2 separate regions of the Homo sapiens genome follow, and region 1 is linked to region 2. A link is a contact called in ENCODE Hi-C or POLR2A ChIA-PET data. All regions are on one chromosome and are shown on one strand. The core of a region is the stretch at or near the end of the contact, and the rest is flanking DNA. Distances in the headings are between cores, read along the strand shown.

The links. Hi-C counts contacts between places; a loop is a spot of excess contacts on that map. ChIA-PET counts read pairs that join two places held with the same protein, here RNA polymerase II (POLR2A).
Region 1: a map of breast epithelium shows a loop between it and region 2 (20-fold over the local background). The contact joins the enhancer-like site here to the promoter of PABIR1 in region 2. A Hi-C loop is called at or near these places in 1 of 168 maps with a recorded cell type or tissue (breast epithelium). POLR2A ChIA-PET finds 5 or more read pairs at or near these places in 1 of 52 experiments (activated CD4-positive, alpha-beta T cell).

Annotation. Positions count from the first base shown.
Region 1 is chr9:70,561,223-70,567,437 of GRCh38, forward strand. The region is part of intron 22 of TRPM3 (transient receptor potential cation channel subfamily M member 3); the gene reads right to left. Among named protein-coding and RNA genes, the nearest start is that of KLF9, 150 kb to the left of the region's middle. Within about 2 kb of position 2,254, at least 7 of the 41 ENCODE cell types and tissues checked have a DNase peak (open chromatin) inside an H3K27ac peak, as active enhancers do.
Region 2 is chr9:68,775,466-68,782,075 of GRCh38, forward strand. PABIR1 (PP2A Aalpha (PPP2R1A) and B55A (PPP2R2A) interacting phosphatase regulator 1) reads left to right here and starts at 4,600. Exons shown (of 1, transcript NM_138333.5): 1 at 4,600-6,610. The coding sequence starts at 4,700. The coding sequence ends at 5,563. The region is part of intron 2 of PIP5K1B (phosphatidylinositol-4-phosphate 5-kinase type 1 beta); the gene reads left to right. RefSeq lists silencers at 4,089-4,503, 4,621-4,860 and an enhancer at 4,508-5,336.

The sequences.
Region 1 (6,215 bases), core at 1,004-3,503, 1.8 Mb after region 2:
TCCACCTCCTTTTGAAAATCTATACAGTTCGCCATGGAGGATTTAGAATGCCATTAGCACAGCTGCTGTGGCTTTACTGGGAGGACAAATTTGATTTAGATAACGCTGCCCTTTGGCCTTTTCCTGACACAACGTTTTCCTTGGCAAGACAACTGGAGATGCCTCCCTTTGCATGGCTACATCTTTCTAGAAGTTTCCTTATCTGAGGCTCTTTGATTGTGGTGGGTCCAGGTGGAGGTTTTCTCTGTGGAAACATGAGGCTCTTTCTATTGCTTTCAGTAGGTGACTGCCAATATCCTCTTATAATGGACAAGAAGAGCAAAGGTCGCTGAAAACCAGGCAAGCCCAACTTTCTAGAGTCAAAAGCACCATCTACTAGCATCCCCTTTTACTTCTTTTGTGGCTTAAGTTTTTTCTCTTCACCTAACCCAAACACTAGGTAAGATGCTAACTGATAATGATATGGCGCAAAGGCAGCCACTGGAAATTGGTGGGAGGCCTTGGTTTCTCCATCCATGAACAAAGGGAGTTGGGTTATTGATATTCTCTACAGTGCAACAGACACACAGCTTGGGAAGTCCAAGATGGCTTTAGGACACACAAGCAGGGCATTAAATGGCACTGAACTAGATAGTAAGGGATGACACTGTCAAGCTTCTTTCCATCTTCCTGACGCCATCAGAGAGAAAGTGTTAGTTTAAGCATACTATTCTTTTAACACTTCCTTAATGTTTGCTAAATTCCCTTTTTTAGGAAAGACTGAGCTCAAGCATCTGGTAGAATTTCACAACAATGTAGCGTTTTTCATTCTGTTTATTTTGTGGTTATCCTCTATTTATGTCAAATGATACTGATTTTCAACTTGTGACCCTAAATCTTTAAAAATAAATTAAGTTTCTAAAAAATGAGCCAATTTAACAAAAAATATTTAAGAGTAGAACAAAGGTTATAAACTAGTGAATGGGGGTATGTGGTTGACTGAAGTTTGGGAAATGCTGGATTAGATTATCTCTAAACTCCATCTATTCCTGATATTTTGTCACTCCACGATTCCAGGAAAAGGAGCAAAAGACTTGAATTTGCCCCAAACTGAATCATCTATCCCAGGAGCCAACTGTAGGCCACTTGTAGAACCTTAATCTTTTTATTCCTGGTAGAAAAGCAAACTAGCTCCCACTGCATTAAATGGAATTCAGCCCCTACCTGGGGAAAAAAAGGGACCAATGATATAGCCTCCAACTCTTCAGGGCCATCTTGGCTTCTGGTCTATCTGCTATGTGCACACAGTTTCAGCTTTGAGCTATTCAGAACCCACTATTAAGCTCAATGTCTCATTTTTTAATCCAGTAAATTAGCAGGATGTCGCAAATCTAGGTATGTTGTGTGTGTGTTGGGCAGGGGGGAGGTATGGGGGGAAGAGCGTCCTGGGGGAGAAGTGGGGAGAATTCAATTCCCTGTTACTTGGTTCCATGTTCTTCCTATCCTATATATCTAGCTTTACCTGGAAACAAAAATTATTTATTTGAAGAGGGCTTCAAAATTCTAACCTTAGTATTTCATTATTTTGCATCAGGAATTAATATCAGAAATATTTTATGCAAATCTTGCCTTGGAAGAATATATATCTAAACTAGCCTATTGTACACGCCAGTGGGTTTGCTGTCATGATTAGGAGATCGATTGCATTAACAGCCCCAATTTCTCTCCCCTCCCTGGATCCACACTGCTTTGTCATGTGATGTTAGAGTTTCTATCACTAAACAGGTGGGATCTCTTTCTTCACCTCTTGATTCTGAGTTTGGCCATGTGGTTTGCTTTGGTGAATGGAATGTTAGCAAATGTGACCCACACAGAACCTTGGAAAAGCCCTTAATGTTTCTGTTTCCACTTTTTGGCTTCCGCCATTACCATAAGAGACATGCATGAGCTAGCCTGTTGGAGAATGAAACACAGGGAACCTTTGCTTCTAGGTGCTTGTTTTCTGAGCTGAGGCTGTTCTGGAGGAGGTGATAGCCCGCTGACCTCCTGGCAGGTGATTGAGCCCAGCCCAGACCAGAAGAACCATGCAGCCAACTCTCAGTCTTCTGAGCTCAATACGTGCTTATGGCGTTAAGTTCTGAATTCTAGGGTGGTTTTTCCTGTATCATTTTTGTGTTGATAGATACCTGATAAACAAGCTAAATTTCCCTTGCCCTGCTCACAGCTGGAAGAGGTAGCCCTACGTCCTTCAGGCTGACAAAGTCCTTTCCTCATTTCTTCACTTCTCCTTTCACCCAATTCAGGCTACAGATGATTGGAGCAGATTCCACCATTGACCAAGAAGGAGTGAGTTCATTGAATGGCCAGTGACTAATCAGACTCTTTGTGTTTAGAAATAAAACAGAAGTGCAGAGACTTAAGTTAGATGATGGCATGTACTTAAAGAACATATAGAGCCTGACCTCACTGGGTCATGTAAAGCAAGCCATATGAGAGAGGGATGGTGGAGGAAGGGAGAAAGGAAATGGGAGAGAGAGCAAGAGAGAAAGAGAGAAATGATTGATTGATTATTGATTGAGGCAGGAGAGAAGTATAGAGAAAAGCAGATGAGTGTGGTCATGTCTTCTGATTCTGACTTTACAAAACCACTTCTGGTTTTGTTCCCAGTCAGCTCACGCATGTCGTGCTCTGCTTCCTGTCTTTGAATGCCTCTGTGGTTTTCTCTTAGGCACTTACAGTCAGTCTTTATTGAACCTACTCTGTGTAGTTTTGTTTTCTTACAATCAACATTTTTCTCTGGTTGAGAACATAGTCGCTAAGACTTCAGAAGGAATCAGTTTCCTTGCCTAGTAGTTTCATCAGAGAAGGGAGGGGCTGTGAGAAGGGAGAGGGAAGCTCTGGGAAGGGTTAGAAGAATGGAAATAATTGTGTTTAACTCAGTTTTACTCAGGGCTTGCCTCATCATCATCATTACACCTTCCTTTTGATATTTGCATATACGAAATAGGATTAGATAAGTTCTTTCCTTCTTCAAACCAAAACAACAGAAAAATTTCAGAGAAAACATAAAATAAGTTACTCTTTCAGATTTTTGTGTTGCTGTCCACCTACCTATAATTCATCACAACTCCCTGACACGCAACAATACACCTTTCTGAGCAATGAGGGCAGGAGGAGGCACCCCTTCCCCTGTAGGTGAAGGGAGCTGGAGTCCATTCTCATTGCCTTTACTGTGGAAGGTTTTCCCTGTGAGTCCACACTACCTCAGCCTACAGGCCACACACTAAGGAATATGCTTGTTGTTTCTGTTTAAAATGGAATTGTATTACTTTTCAGAAGCCCATGCATATTTAGGGTATTAGAGTATTCAAAGAGGGAAGAGCCAGGGCCCTCTTCAAGAGGGGCCTTCTTAGGAAAAGAACCAGCAACCTCATATCAGGGCTCTCTGTGCCTGGAAGGATCAGTCCAGTGAGCCAGACTGCATGTCTATGTGTAAATGCACATCAGGGGACATGAGGCTACACCACCTCCAAAGAAATAATCTATGGCTCTTGTCGACTCCCATTGCATTGTGCCTGAGGGGTTATATGATATCTACAGAAATGATCAATGTGGCTCCTAATATTCAGGAATGCGTATATAAGCAAATAAGTTCCTGCTGACATTATTTACAAATCCCCTGGTAAGAGACAATGCAAGAAACACATCTGTACTTACAGCTCACGGTTCAGGCTCGAATCTCTCTGATCTGCAGGCACTAATTCCTCTCTGTGCCCTCTGGATCCCAAGCTCTGTTTACTGTTAAAACTTGAGCTTTTCACGCTTCAAGTGATGCTCCTCAAACAACCAAGAATCCAGACAATAGGCAGTCCACATTCCGCTTAGAATCTAAGCAGCTGTTGGCTCTTGTGTTGGGACTATGTGTCCAAATGTATGCTGCATATGAACTGCTAGGAATATGATAAAATAGTTGGGTGACAGCACACCCTTGTATAGTGGGCTAACAACGTTATTCTTTCCCAGAGCAACATTGACACGTCAGTTAAAATACAACAAATAAACATTTTCATCTTGGCAGATTTATCTGTTTTTATTTTTATTTTTTTTTTGAGACAGAGTTTTGCTCTTGTTGCTCAGGCTGGAGTGCAATGGTGTGATCTCAGCTCACTGCAACCTCCAACTCCTGGGTTCAAGTGATTCTCCTGCCTCAGCCTCCCAAGTAGCTGGGATTACAGGCACAAGCTACCATGCCCAACTGATTTTGTATTTTTAGTAGAGACAAGGTTTTGCCATGTTGGTCAGGCTGGTCTCGAACCGCTGACCTCATGTGATCCACCCACCTTGGCCTCCCAAAGTGCTGGGATTACAGGCATGAGCCACTGTGCCCAGCCTAGATTTATCTGTTAAAAAATAATAAACTGAGATACCAATCAAGTGAATTGCGGTGGGGGCGGGGGCGGGCCAAGAGGGAAAGAATAGGCAAGGCACTTTGCTGTTCATCATTTTTTAAATTATATTTTAAATAATCACATTATCCCACATTACTAAATCATTTTGTGAAGTCACTAGACACAAGGCACTAACCTTGGGTAGGTTCAGATTGAGACTTAGATCTGGCATTTTGCCATCTATGTCCTATGGGTAAGTCCTTTGATGTGTCTGAGCCTCAGTGTCCTCATTTCTAAGCCTGACCTAATGATGATAATAGAAATAGTGTTAATAACAGTGATGATGACACATTTCCAGCTTCCCTCATCATTCATTCAACAGGTATTTATGGAGCCCCTATTGTGTACCAGGCACTATTCTAAGTGCTCGGGATGCATCAGTGAGCGAAACATCAAAGATCCCTGCCCCTAGACTATCTATACTGGGAAAGGGATGGTGGTGGTGATAGTGGATGGACAGAAAAGAAACAATAGCATAATAGATAAATAAGCTAAGCAGGCTGTCAGTAGGTGATAAATGCTGTGGGAGAAAGTACAGAATACAGGGTAGGAAGGATCAGGTGTGATGCGGGAAGCCCACGGGTGGTGGTGGTAAGCCACACTAAGAAGGCAAGATTTGAACAAAGACTCCAACCTCAGATGAGGGAGTTGGCTAAGTGGCTCTCTGGGGAAAGGATGCTCTAAGCACCAGGCACTGCTTAGAGCTACATCCTGTGAGCACAAGAAGGTCCCTGGTCTGGAGTAATGCCAGGGAGTAGCTGGAGAAGAGGAAAGAGCACCGAGAGGTGGGAGCAGGGAAAGCAGCATGTGGAGGCTTTGGAAGGACCTCAGAGGATCAAATCAAGCTCCAAGGCAAGGAGATAAACTTATAACAGTAAGGCGTTATTATTTATTGTAATCGTTTATTGGATTTATTAAAGAAACTGAGTAATTGCTCCTCATCCATTCCACCTCTGGCCTGATGGTTTCTTATCTACTAAGTAAACCCTCTCTTCATGATTTCTATTTTCCCCACCAGATCCTCAATGCCCTTACATGAAATAGGGAATGGCCCTGCTGTACCTAGTTGGGGGAGATCTGAAGGCAGCTGAATGTTGGTCCTGTGCAGTCTGCAACAGTGACTCTCAGACTCCTTTCTATGTCCACCTACTGTAAGAAATGGAGGGCGAAGGAAAATGCGTGCCAGGGAGGGCTCAGGTTTCCTCTCAATCCCACCCACATACACAGCTGCCCTGCCTTTATTGGCCAAACAGCAGTCTGCCAAGAGAAAGCTGATTTCTAATCTGGTTTGAGCAAAACCAACCTTTATAGGTAGATGAAAACCTCACAGTATGAGGTTTGGGAGAGGGAACAAGGTTCTTACTGACGACATCAGGGCAGAAACCCAGCTTTTCTCACTGCAGTTAAACTCCTTAGTGGTTGCTGCTTAGCTCACACTGTTTACTGCACCTGCTGTGTCAAAGAACAATAAGCTTGGATGCGGGAAAAATCCTTCTGTTCCTTAAGCACCTTAAACTTTTTCCAGGCAAGAAACCCAAACTGAAGCTATAGCCAGAGGTTAACCTGAACAATTTTCTAGACAGTTTCACTCAACAATGACACCCATCATAAAGTATGTAAAGAGAAAGGGTAGATTTAAATTCTCATTTTCAGTATTCATGAAGACAGGAGGGTTGCTACTTTCAAGGTGGCTTACAGATAATCTGTATTTTTCTTTTATGCCTGGAATTGTGCACATGCACATACACAGCAAAGATCAACTAAGTTGATAATATTCATTAGAGTATT
Region 2 (6,610 bases), core at 3,350-5,849:
TGCTACAGCAGTCAATCTGGTAACTGAGATGGCTACTAAGTGACTAATGGGCAGGGAGCATAGACAGCATGGATGCACTGGTTGTAGGGATGATTCATGTCCCAGGTCAGATGGAGTGCGACGGCACCAGATTTCATCATGGCACTCACTCACAGCAGCATGTAATTTAAAACTCATGAATTGTTTATTTCTGGAATTTTCCATTTAATATTTTTGGACCAACGTTGGCCACAGGTTAACCAAAACTGTGGGTAGGAGGGGACTACTTATTTTGACTTCTAAGTTGGTTTTGGCTGTTTGGGGACTTCATAACACTGAAGTCATAGTGTATGTATTCTTTTGTACTTAATTTCTTTCATTCAACATTATATTGTAACTCATCCATGTTGTTGGGTAAAGAGTTCCATTGTATAATTAAACTGTTTATGGTTGTTTGAGTCTGGAGCTATTACACATAATAATAATAATGCAAGAAACATTCTTGTGCATGTCTTTTAGTAGACAGATGCCCTCATTTCTCTTGGTTATATTGTCAGGAGCAGGATTCCTTAGTCGTGGGCTATAAATATATTTTCTTTTAATAGGTACAGCAAAATATTTTTCCTAAGTGGTTGTAACAGTTAACCCTAAGTTCCTATGGTTTTAAAGCACAGTTTTTTCTGCAGTATTTTTACTGTAGGTTGTTGATGCTAATTAACGTGGAACATTGAGGTATTTGCCAGCCCATCTTAGATTATATACATACACACATTTTTGTATTTTACATTCATTCAATTTGGATTCAGAGGTAGAAATTTGCCTTGTCATATATTTGGAAATTTAATAGTGAAAAATTGCCCTCAGAAATTAAAAGAAAACTATCTAATAATAATATTGTTCTAAGTGCCTACTCCCTGCTAGTCACTTTAAACATTCTAGTTCCACTTATTCCTCATTGAGATCTTATAAATTAGATATCAGATTGGGACTCTGTCCCAATTCTAGATATTGTTATGGTCATTTTTAAGCTATTTATTTATTTTAATTTTATAAGATGAGGTCTCTCTCTTGCCCAGGCTGGTCATGAACTCCTGGACTCAACAATGCTTCCACCTCAGCCTCCCAAAGTGCTGGGATTACAGGCGTGAGCCACCACGCCTGGCCCTAAACTATTTATTTTTAACCTAAAAATAAGTAATATTTTTTAAAATATAAGTAATATTTTAAAAATCTAATATTAATCACAATAAAGTTTAACTGTGGAATAGATGTCTGGTTTTGTGGCTTCACAGTGAGAATGAATCTTGACTAAGTGTGGTATTTAATTCATGGGAGTGAAACCGGAAGGGGGAAATGAGCCAGGGAGGTTCCTTGGATCCTGCCTCTGGCATTATTCATTTGCAGCTGGCTACATTGCATTTTATGGCTGCTATTTTCTCTCATTTGTCCTTGATTCCTTCGAAAGGAAGTAGTAACTCAATATATTAAACACTGCCTAGAATCCTCAGTGCTGAACATTTTAATTCTATCAAATTTTTATTAGCATATCGTTGAAAAAGAAAGAAAACCTAGGGCTTCAGTTTCTTAGGTCACATAATGGGTAGTTCCAGTAACACACCTGCATGGGCTGGAGGGCACTCTAAATAATAATAATATTCCTGATCTTTAAAAAATATATCAAGGTATAGAGCTCTTAGAATCAGTGTAGAAAAGCCTGTTAGACTGGATTTTCAAATAATAGAGTTCTCTTCCCTTTTAGACAAAGCTATATTAATCCATCCTTTCATTCATTATCATGCATTCACACAATGATTCAACAAGTACTTACTCAGTACAATGTGCCAGGCCCTGTTCTAGATATTAAGCATATAACAGAGAACAAAACAAAGGTCTTTCCCTTGTAGAGCTTACTTTCTCAGCAAAGAAACAGGCAAGAAAATGTATACATATATGTCATGTGGTACTCCGGAGGACAATAAAAACAGAGTAAGGGGCATGCAAATGTAGACTTGGTGTTGAGAACTGCAATTGCTTTTTATAAGGAACAGTTATGAAAGCCTCTCCATCAGTATTAATATTTGTGCCAGGACCTGAAAGCACTGAATCATACATGACTCAGTCAATTCTCTGTCCCCAGCTCTACAAGGACAAGGGTAGAAACTGGGAAACCAGCTAAGATCTCTAATAGGTGTGTTCAGGCAAGAACCAAATAGCATATATGTTTTATTTTGTGGGCTCATCACCATCCTTGTGTTTTATTAGTAAAGGTAATTATTATGTTTATCCAGACATGGACGAACAATATCTGGTACATTTGAGCCACATTGATAATAATGTAGTAATATGAAGTTAACAGTAATATGCTGTGGGTATTATAAATTGAGTTCTATATTTAATGTTCTTTTCTACTTACCTAATATTAATTTTTTTGTAGACATTTCCTCCTCTCTCCTGTTTTTATTGAATAATTTGTAGCATTCTTTCAGCCACTTACAGTTGAACTTCAGTCATTTGTGTCTCCTGTTCATCCTCTGCACAGCATGCTATTAGGTTCTGTTGTTGCCTTGTCTCCCAAATCCATCTCCTTCTGCCTTTCCCAACTTTGGTTTTAGACCTTTGTTTCGTCTCAGAATTAGCCATCCTTCTCTAATTCATGCGAAATTCTCTCTTTAATCCATGTGAAATTCAGAAAAAACAATACAGGTTTTTGAAATGAGTCCTTGATTCAAATTGGTTCAGATCTTTGTTCTTCCGTGTACTGGCTGTAGTGCCTTTTGCAATTTTTGAACCTCAATCGTTCCTTCGTAAAATGAGTATAACAATATCTATGCAGTGAGGATTAAGTGGGATTATGGAGTGTTTAAAGTGCCTAGCAGGGAGTAGGCACTTAGAAAATGTTGGTTCTTTCCACCTTGTGTTCTTCTGCTTCAGATCTCTTAATTTCTACAACTCTAAATGTGCTATTTTCCTCTCTCAGTAAATAATACTACCATCTCACCAGTTTAAATAAAAAAAGCTATGAGTCCCCTTCGAATAATCTATTTCTTTCACAATCTAAATTTAATCCATCTGCAAATCCTATTTGTTCTAACTCAACACATATCCTCAGTCTCTCTGCTTCTCCCCATTGACACTGCTACAACCCTAGTCCAAGAATCTTATCTGTACTGTTGCCATAGGTCCTGAATTCATCCTTCTGCCTCCACTCTGGTCTTCTTTCAGCCTGTTTTCCACAGAGCCTAAGTGATATTTAAAACATAAACCAGATAATATCAGTCCCCTGCTTAAAACCCTCCAGTGGCGTTTCATCATATTCAGAATGAGATCCAACTCTTACCCTCTCCTAACACTCCCGCTCTTATGCTTCAGCGGCACTGCCCTTTTTTCTTTTTCTGCTAACTCATCAAACTCATGGCTGCCTCCGGCCTTAGCACTTGCTATTCTCTCTGCTTGGAATACTCATTCCCCAGATGTCCACGTGACTTACTGCTTCTTGTCATTTAGATCTCAACTCTAATTGTCCCCTGACTTCTATCAGTAGTGCTCCATCACACCATCTTACTTTTCCTAAGGCTTACCACTATCTGAAAATAGCCTGCGTTTCTCTATTTTCCCCTCAGTAAGAATTAAAAGTTCATACTAGGGCCCATTTCCTAGCAGTGTTTGGCACATAGTAAGTATGCTGAAAAAAAAAAACCTTGACTGACTGAATAAATGAACAAATAAACTCACTTTTAATGAGATATCAAGGTTTTATATTAATTACATGAGCCAAGAATTGTGGTTTCATTTTTAAAATGTGAGGACCTACTGGTTTAATCCTTCATACTTCACACATATGCTTGTGCTGGAACTATGACTGTAAATCAATAGCAATACCATCCTCTGTTTTGGCTTCTTCCCCTAACCTAAATAGTTCTCAGATTTACTTTTCTCTCCATCTCCACTGCCACACTGTCACCTTAGTGCAAATGACCATCCTCTCTGGCCTTTTTTCTGTAAGGTTTTAATCTCCCAATATGTATTCTCCAGACTGCAGGCCAGTGAGCTTTTCAGTTGCTGTTACACCCATGCTTGAAAACCCTTTAAGTTTTCATTGTTCTCAAGATAAAGACCAGAATGTGGTCTGGTCCACCACCTCACGTCAGGCCAGCCCTCACTCTCCACTCCAGGCCACACTTTCTCCTCCCCTCCTGGTTCCCGCCTGCCAACTGGCTGGGTAGCCGTTGCTTCCCGCTTCCTGCAAAGTTCTACATCGCACCCATTTCGCCCACTTCTTCAGATTTCAGGAGATTGTTCCTTCCTCGAGGAAGCCCTCCCTGATTAGGCCAAGCGCCACTCCACGTCATACAGCCCCACATCACCATGGGCCTCTCTTTCAGGGCTTTGTTTTATGAGTATGCAATCCAGAATATGACAATCTTATTGACATGCGTCAACGCGAGCTTGCGCTCAATAGCTATTTGCCGAAGGAATATACGGACTAGCGGCCCGACCACTCCTCGCCCCTCCCCTACCACTGCCGCGCACATATTACGCATTAAGCAGGCGCCGCGAGTACGGACATCGCGAGCGCCTGCGCGAAGGGCTACGCATGCGCAGAGGGGCCAGCCCGCTGACAGATTCTCGGTGGCGGCGGCAGCGGCGGCGGCCCTGGACTGCGGGGAATGGGAATCCTAGGTCCCTGACTGAGCACCTCCCCCGCCTCCCTGCCCCCGACATGGCTCAGGAGAAGATGGAGCTAGACCTGGAGCTGCCTCCGGGTACGGGCGGGAGCCCGGCGGAGGGCGGTGGCAGCGGCGGCGGCGGGGGCCTCAGGAGGTCTAACAGCGCCCCCCTGATCCACGGCCTCAGTGACACTTCGCCGGTGTTCCAGGCCGAGGCGCCGAGCGCCAGGCGGAACAGCACAACGTTCCCGAGCCGCCACGGCCTGCTGCTGCCGGCCTCCCCTGTCCGCATGCACAGCAGCCGCTTGCACCAGATCAAACAAGAAGAGGGCATGGACTTGATCAACCGAGAGACGGTCCACGAACGGGAGGTGCAGACCGCAATGCAGATAAGCCACTCCTGGGAGGAAAGTTTCAGCCTGAGTGACAACGACGTGGAGAAATCCGCCTCCCCCAAGCGCATCGATTTCATTCCTGTGTCACCAGCACCGTCACCCACTCGGGGAATTGGGAAGCAGTGTTTTTCGCCATCCTTGCAAAGTTTTGTAAGTAGCAACGGATTGCCTCCAAGCCCTATTCCCAGCCCAACGACCCGATTTACCACCCGGAGAAGCCAGAGCCCCATCAATTGCATTAGACCAAGTGTTCTTGGACCATTGAAAAGAAAATGTGAAATGGAAACTGAATATCAGCCAAAGAGATTTTTCCAGGGCATCACCAACATGCTTTCTTCTGACGTTGCACAGCTGTCAGATCCTGGTGTGTGTGTATCTTCGGATACCCTTGATGGAAACAGCAGCAGTGCCGGATCTTCTTGTAACTCACCAGCGAAAGTCAGCACTACCACCGACTCTCCTGTGTCACCTGCCCAAGCGGCTTCTCCATTTATTCCACTAGATGAACTTTCGTCTAAGTGATTCACTCATCCTGAGACTTTCTTTTTGCAGTGGAGAGAGAGAATAATCTAGTTGGGGCAAACACTGAACTTTGTCAATTAATTTGAGGCTATTTCCTATTTGACCCCTTTTCTTTTTTGAAATTCCCTGAAATGATGTTATTCTAGAGAACTTCTATGTCAGGTTCCTTTGGATACCCTTGAATTCAGTGTAGTAATATTTTCAGACGTTTCCCCAATAAGTGTGTTGAAGCATACATCTTTACGCTGCTAATATGTCTAAATACATATGTTATCCCTTGATTTTTTTAAATAACTGAGAGCTCTATTTATTTATGGGATTATTAAGTTCTGATGAAAATATAAATGTTGACTTAATCAGCATAGTAAACTGATGTTTAAAATTCCATACTTCATGCCCACACTAATTTTTAATGTTATTTTCAGTGGTTGCCGATTTCCATTTGATGAAGAACTATACAGCTTAAAAAAATACGTTAGTTATATCTATCTAGTGGTTGTCTGTTTTACCCAGGAATTCTTGGATATTTAGTTTTCTGGGTACTGAAGTGGATGGGAGGGGGAATGATTAAAGAACAAATTATAAAAGTTTGAACAAATCTTTTCAAATTAAGTATATAAAAGTAAACTTTTAAGAAAAACATTTTTAATGAGATTTTAATAGTAATTCTAGTCAGTCATACAACTATAACTACTATAGAGAAAATAAAATTTTTTCCTTTTTTTTTTTAACCGGAAAGTGCATTTGCTTGGGTGTAATCCTAAAGTGAAATGGGACAGTGCCTTGCAGTCTTTGCCCACTATACATAGGCTAAGGCTAAGCTCTTTGTACTACTGCAAACTTAAAAGTTTTTCAAATGTGGGAAACGTGTGGGAAGGCTTGTTGAACTTTGGCGCACTCAGGTAAACAATACTCTCTCAATTGTTGATATACTTTAAAATATTCAGTTGTGCCTCAGTTCCAGAAATTATTGCCAAACAGGAGCCACAGCAATTTTTGGCTACTTTTCTGCTCTGCCCATCTGTCACCTTACTGGTTTTCCCTTGT